Regions from separate parts of the Homo sapiens genome. Here region 2 is linked to region 1. Evidence: chromatin loops called from intact Hi-C (ENCODE). Cell type or tissue: endothelial cell of umbilical vein. All regions are shown on one strand. Each heading gives the region's core, and the rest is flanking DNA. Links, peaks and the distances in the headings are about the cores only. Region 1 holds the start of LOC124902787 (a long non-coding RNA gene). Region 2 overlaps FLI1 (Fli-1 proto-oncogene, ETS transcription factor).

What was found. Peaks named below come from ENCODE experiments on the same cell type or tissue, not always from the same donor. Only the 100,000 strongest peaks of a DNase experiment are listed, where the experiment ranks them.
Region 2: it touches region 1 in a loop (6-fold over the local background); 1 of 110 quality-filtered maps calls a loop at or near these places.

Annotation. Positions count from the first base shown.
Region 1 is chr11:128,333,388-128,336,303 of GRCh38, reverse strand. It overlaps LOC124902787 (a long non-coding RNA gene), which reads left to right and starts at 2,023. Exons shown (of 2, transcript XR_007062946.1): 1 at 2,023-2,230. In endothelial cell of umbilical vein, for the core only: no CTCF peak of the experiment used is centred there; a DNase peak (open chromatin) is centred at 1,523; H3K27ac peaks cover 2,500 bases.
Region 2 is chr11:128,703,915-128,706,830 of GRCh38, reverse strand. All of the region lies in intron 1 of FLI1 (Fli-1 proto-oncogene, ETS transcription factor), which reads right to left. Among named protein-coding and RNA genes, the nearest start is that of SENCR, 9.4 kb to the right of the region's middle. RefSeq lists a silencer at 2,024-2,113. In endothelial cell of umbilical vein, for the core only: no CTCF peak of the experiment used is centred there; a DNase peak (open chromatin) is centred at 1,120; H3K27ac peaks cover 2,500 bases.

The DNA of each region.
Region 1 (2,916 bases), core at 209-2,708:
GCCGCTGGACTGGGAATGAAACAGGAAGCGTGCTGAGAGAGAGGGCAGGGGTGGAGGCTATTGGACCGGGAGGATGAGGCAGCTCAGGCCAAACACTCATCCATATTCAGCTGTGTGCCCAAGGAAGTGTGGATGATCAGGGACAGAGAGAGTGGCCAAATGAATGTATGGAGAAGAGTGTCTGGCTATTGGTACCCGGATGCTGAGAAAAGATCGTGGTTTTGCCCAACCAAACAATCCAGGGATGAAAGTAGTCTTGGAGGGTACGATGGGGGCTCCAGTCACCTTTTGCTCGTTTCCCACCCTAGGCAGAGCTCTGACTGCAATAATAAACAACATGGGGCAGCCGAAATCTCAGTTGCTGAGAGGCTGCACAGTGGGAGAGACCACGCATCACAACAGCCGGCCTGGGCTAGCGCCTGATTTGACGAGAAGCTCATCCCAGTGGATTGAGCCTTGAAAGTTCTTCTCTGACAGCTGGGAGTCTCAAGGGCTCAGCCATGAATCCTTCTAAACAGAGTTTGTGCTTTTGGTGGATGTAACCCCAGGAATCCCATCACGCTCCCAGAAGAGTACATGAATGGTGAAAGGACGGATGGGCAGATCGGGCACAGCAAAGCACCAAGGGAAGAAACAGCAAATGACCAAAGCTATAAGCCCTAGTGCTTTTAGATAGGGAAGGGGCTTTGCAACTGGCTCATGACCTTAAGTGAGTTTTTAAACTCTCTGAGTGAGCCTGTTTCTTTCATCTTGGTTTGGAAAAATGAAAGGAGCTCCTTATCAACTTAAGTCAGAAAACAAACAAAAAACAAATGTTGAAAGATTATAGTCACAGATGCACAAAGCAACTCTTCGTTCCATTTACCAATGTGTATAATGTAATGCATCATTCCACAAAAGCGGATGACGCTTCTAATGGAAAGCAAGGAAAAGGTGGAGGAAAAAAGAAAATACATTCTAGAAAATACAGAAATGCCGTATTTCTGTCTACCTTCCCTCACGTTTGCCCACAGGGCAGGACTTTTGTCTAAATGTATGATAGCCCTGGCAGTGTATACCTTCAGGCTCCAAGCTCCAGAGAACCCAAGAGGTAATGTGGAGACTGCAATTGTCAGCAATTCCATACACTGAGAAACACAGGGAAAGAGGCTGCATGTGTAACTCTCCAAGTCCGACATCTCCAGCTTGGACTCAAAACACCAGTGGTTTAATCCAGAGACAGAAACACCTTTTGAGTCCCATTCCATTACACAAGAAGCCCTTTGCTCTTTGGCTTGTTTTACTGCAGGCAAACTGCGAGGCTGAAATAGGATTTCCCTCACTGCAGCCCACATTGGGATAAGTCAGAGCCTGCGGACTCTGCTTGAGGAGTGGCCAGGGAGATGCTTGCAGAGTGCAGTAAACAGGACATGGAGGAAGTTGGGAGCTGGACTCGGGTTGTTAACAAGCCCTTCCCCGCCACCCCCACGTTGTCAGGAAATGTGGGGAGCTGAGGGCCACAGAGCACACAATGATGCAGTGGGAAGTGGCCTTTATAAATACCCAGGGGTCAGGGCCAGGCTCGGCAAACAATAGGGGAAATGATGATGGCGGCAGTGGGTGTGGGGGGTGGGGAAGGCCAGGATGAGTCCATCAGTGACAATAATGGAGCAGAAGCAGATACTGGCGCTGGCGGTCCAGGGGGGCCTGGGGGTTGTGAATCAAACTATACAAATTGCCGGTGACTCAGTAGCCACAACAGAGGGTAGCAGGGTCTGTAAACAGTCCACAGTATGTCCCATTGTTCCTTCAAGAACCTCTCCCTGGTCTCTACATGTCAAAGGTCTCTGTTTTGCTTCACTTACCGGAAGCTGGTGGAAGCTAGTTGAGTGTTCAGAGGACACCATTCCTCACCGGTGGTGACAGTGGGCTCAGGGCTGCATTTTCTGCCTTGTGTTCACCCTGGTAAGCAAATAGGCACCAAAGGAAGGGAAAGAGGATCTGCAGGGAAACAAACAATGCCCCAGAGCTGAACTTTGGTTTAGTCTCCCCAGATTCACTTGGTGTGTGGATGGGAATGGAAGATTAGTATGCCGCCCTTCACTGGCCGTGGGGAGAGATGCATTTTTGTATTCAGAATATAACCTTGCAAATGAGATCAAACATTTGAAGAGCTATGGGAAAGGCAATAAACCAAAGTGGGATTCTTCGTCACTTGTCCAGCATGAATTATTACTTGCTGGTTAAGCAGGTGAGTAAGTGGCTATTTGCAAAGCTGCCTGAAGGACCTAGATTATTATTTTGTTTTTTTTTTTGTGGGACAGTTCCTAGTTCTTTCTACGATTAGCTATGCAAAAGATAGACGACTGAAATTCTTTAGGCTTCATTTTTCCTCACCACATGGGGTTGGTCACTGAGGATCTATGAGACGCTAAACTTACAGAAACAGAAAGATTTTAGGTCAACTTATTTTTCTTTTCCATCTTTGCCCAGCACTGGAAATATATATTTTACCCTGACACACAGACTGAGTTAGAGGAGCTGGCATGTGCTCCATTTCTTCATGTTAAAGCATACCAGGTGTTTCTAAGTTACAGGGTGATTTCCATGTACAAAGATATTTGTGACATAAAATATACCTTTTGCAGAAATTATGAACTCCCCAGATTGAATGTTCCTTGTATCAATTATTATTCTGTTTTAGAGTGCTTCATCATAAACATGATTAAAAATCTAATTAGGTAATCAATTACATAACAGTCATTTCTTTCTCTAAAATGTAAGCTTTACAAAGGCAGGCCCTGAGCCTCTCCTACTGATATGGTTTCCTTGGTGCTGAGCATAGTTTCTCCCATGGAATTGGCCCTTAGTAGGTATTGAGTGAGTGAGCAGGAGAACGAATGCTCTCTAAGTGCCTCTGTTTTATATGCAGTCTCT
Region 2 (2,916 bases), core at 176-2,675, 370 kb before region 1:
AATCTACTTTAGTAAAATTTGGGTGGCTACATGATTACTCACTTACCCATGTGGTTCCTATGGAAAGTGCCCTCTTCAATCACCCAGAAATATTATGACAATGGTCAGAAAATAGGACCAATGAACAAAGAAGCAGGAGTCCCTGTGGGTTAAATGAGCCTTGATATCTTTGCTCCAGAAAACACCCTCATTGTAGAGCGTGGTGTTTGGGGGCATGAATACTTGAGTTCTGCTTCCAGGGGCTCTTGCCTGGTTCCCATCTTTTGACACACTACATCTTGAAGCCTCAGTTGTCTCTCCGTCAATGGCCTCTTTCTTTTTGAGACTACTGGGGAGGGGGCTATCCTAAGTTGGCAATGTGTGATAGGTACTTTGGGAGATATGACAGAGAAACAAGCAACTTTCTTAACAGTGCTCCCTTGTTACCCTGGGTCATGCCTAAAGGTCTTTCAGTAGTAATGTGTAGAGTGAATAGTGAGGCCACGTTGTATGGAGTGATGTGGGAGACACTCCAGGCAAAAGAGAAAAGCAGCGATCTCAACTCAATTTCTGGAATTTCTTCTTCAACTGACTTTGATGATCCTTTGGATACACCTTGAAGCTTCTTCTCCTATACGCATGTTTCTAGAGTCAGAACTGCAAAAACAGATAGGTTGAAATCTCTAGACAAGAGGGTTTCCTTGCACACCTGTTGTGTTGAGCTCAGGTAACAAAAGGTTAAACCCTATGTAGAGAGGTGTTCCACGTCCCTCTTGAAGGTGTATGCGTGTATGAGGTGGGGGTGCTTGTGCACTGAAAATGGCTTAATTTTCCTACTTTGAATAAAATCAAACTACAACTAGGATGAATTCAAGTAGCTCATCGACCCCTGGTAATTGCACATAGGGTTCATCGGGACATTACACAGAATGCTGTGGGGAAAAAAAAAGCAAAGGCAGGCGCTTGGCCCTACGCATTGAGAATGAAAAATTTAAAATAATAGGTTCTTCAGGGCTAAATTGTGTTTGCTCCCAAGGATCCTTGGAGCTATGGTTTTCTTTGTTCTGCCAAAGGAAAAAGGAAATATATCAGGAAGCTGGGCCAGTCCACAGGAAGTCTCACTTGGTCTGATAAAAGGAACTGGTGTGAGGCAGCTTTGGATGCAGTTATAAGTCAATCAGCCTTGAAATAACAAGAAAGGCTATTCAAGAGAAACTGGAGCCTGAAGTCAGCCCTACTCAATGATTTCCTTTTAACCTCGCAAAACATTCCCTTCTTTGTGTTTTATATAACCTCCTGAATCTGTTATGTTTTTTAAAAAAAATTGTGTATAGTTTTGTGTGTATATGAGTGGAATAGAATGAAGAAGAGAGCAAGATTTCGAGGAGGAAAGGAAGAAAGAACGAAGGTACAAGGGTAGAGGAGGAAGCCTTGGCAGGTCAAAGAATATGCCGTTCTCTATTGAGCTATAAAACATTTAAAAATCAACTCATTGGATCATTATGTAAAAAGAGAACCTGTCAGTTTCACACCAGTGCACCTGCTAACAAAGCCAGGCAGGCTTTCTTACCTGGGAAATAGGCCTTCTTGAATAAAGAGTTGTGAAGAATTGAGCAGTTTCATGAATCTGACCGGTGCAGACTGTGGATAGTGGTCACTTAGACAAAGAGATAAAACAAATAGTAACAAAACCTACATGGTCCCCATAGATGGGCTCGTAGCCTAAACTATATGGAGATGTATGTATCAATCTGGTGATGTATCACAGTGGCTAAGCTTTATGGAATTTGGAAGTAAGCAGGATTAGGTTCCAATAATTGCTTTTCTATTTTCTACCTGTATGACCATGAGTAACTTACCCAATCTCTTCAAAATGGAAATATTACATACATCACAGGGTTGTTACAGGGATCAAGTGCATGTCTTAAAGGTTTGAATAGATATTGTCACCTTGAGCTGGATAGATAACTTATTCTCTTTATAACTATGATTGTTCTTCCTCATTTTTATTCCCCCTCTGATGAAAGATGAGCATCTCTTTCTCTTAGGTGAGTACTAGGGAAAGAAAGGCCTTAGCTTGGGGTCATGAGGACCCATGCAAAATGGTGGGTGATACAGTTTCAAACTGAATTGGGGCCTTCTGGGGTTGACTGTGTTTGCCCATAGAACACCACTTCCTGTTTTAACAAGAAGAAACAAAGCCTTCCAGAAAACCCATTAAGAGACTCAAAATTCTCCTTGGACATCAAATTATTGTTTTTAGAAGAGTTAAGTGTAAATGAATCAAAACCAGACAAATTCAATTTCCTTTCAATTAAACAGGATTTTTTTAAAGGCCACGGGAAAGACGCTTGGAGCCAAAGAGTGTTTTGGGTTTTAAATGAGACCAAATTTCGGAAAAGAATCTAAGACCCCAGAGTGGCGTCAGGCCCTATTCTTAGTTTGCATTAACGGAAAGGGATTAGCACAGTTCTAGTGTCACTTGGCAATAAAAACAACCAGCTCGGAGAAACTCACCAAGCACCTGCTGAGAGCCCCTGCCTTCACCTGGCCTTGAGGGTCACTCCACAGTACAAAATGTAGCCCTGAGATTATGGGAGAAGAGCCACACAGGATCAGATAGAACATCTACGTGAGGTTCTATCATCCACACCCCCAAATAAGAAATGTTTTAAAGCCTGTCTAGGATCAGAGTCAAATGAACATGAGAGCTGAAAGCAAATTTTGAAATCATACCTTCATTTTATATATGAGAAGACCTTTAACATGAATGATGAGGAAGTGAAGTGACTTGCCTAACATCCCATAGCTAGTTTGGGATAGAGCTGGGGCTGGAACTCAGGTCTCCGGATCCTAGGCCAGCCAATTTCTCCCTGCATTTACCTCAATTTCGAATCTTAAAGTCACCGGGACCAGCACATTCAGGATAAAATCTTG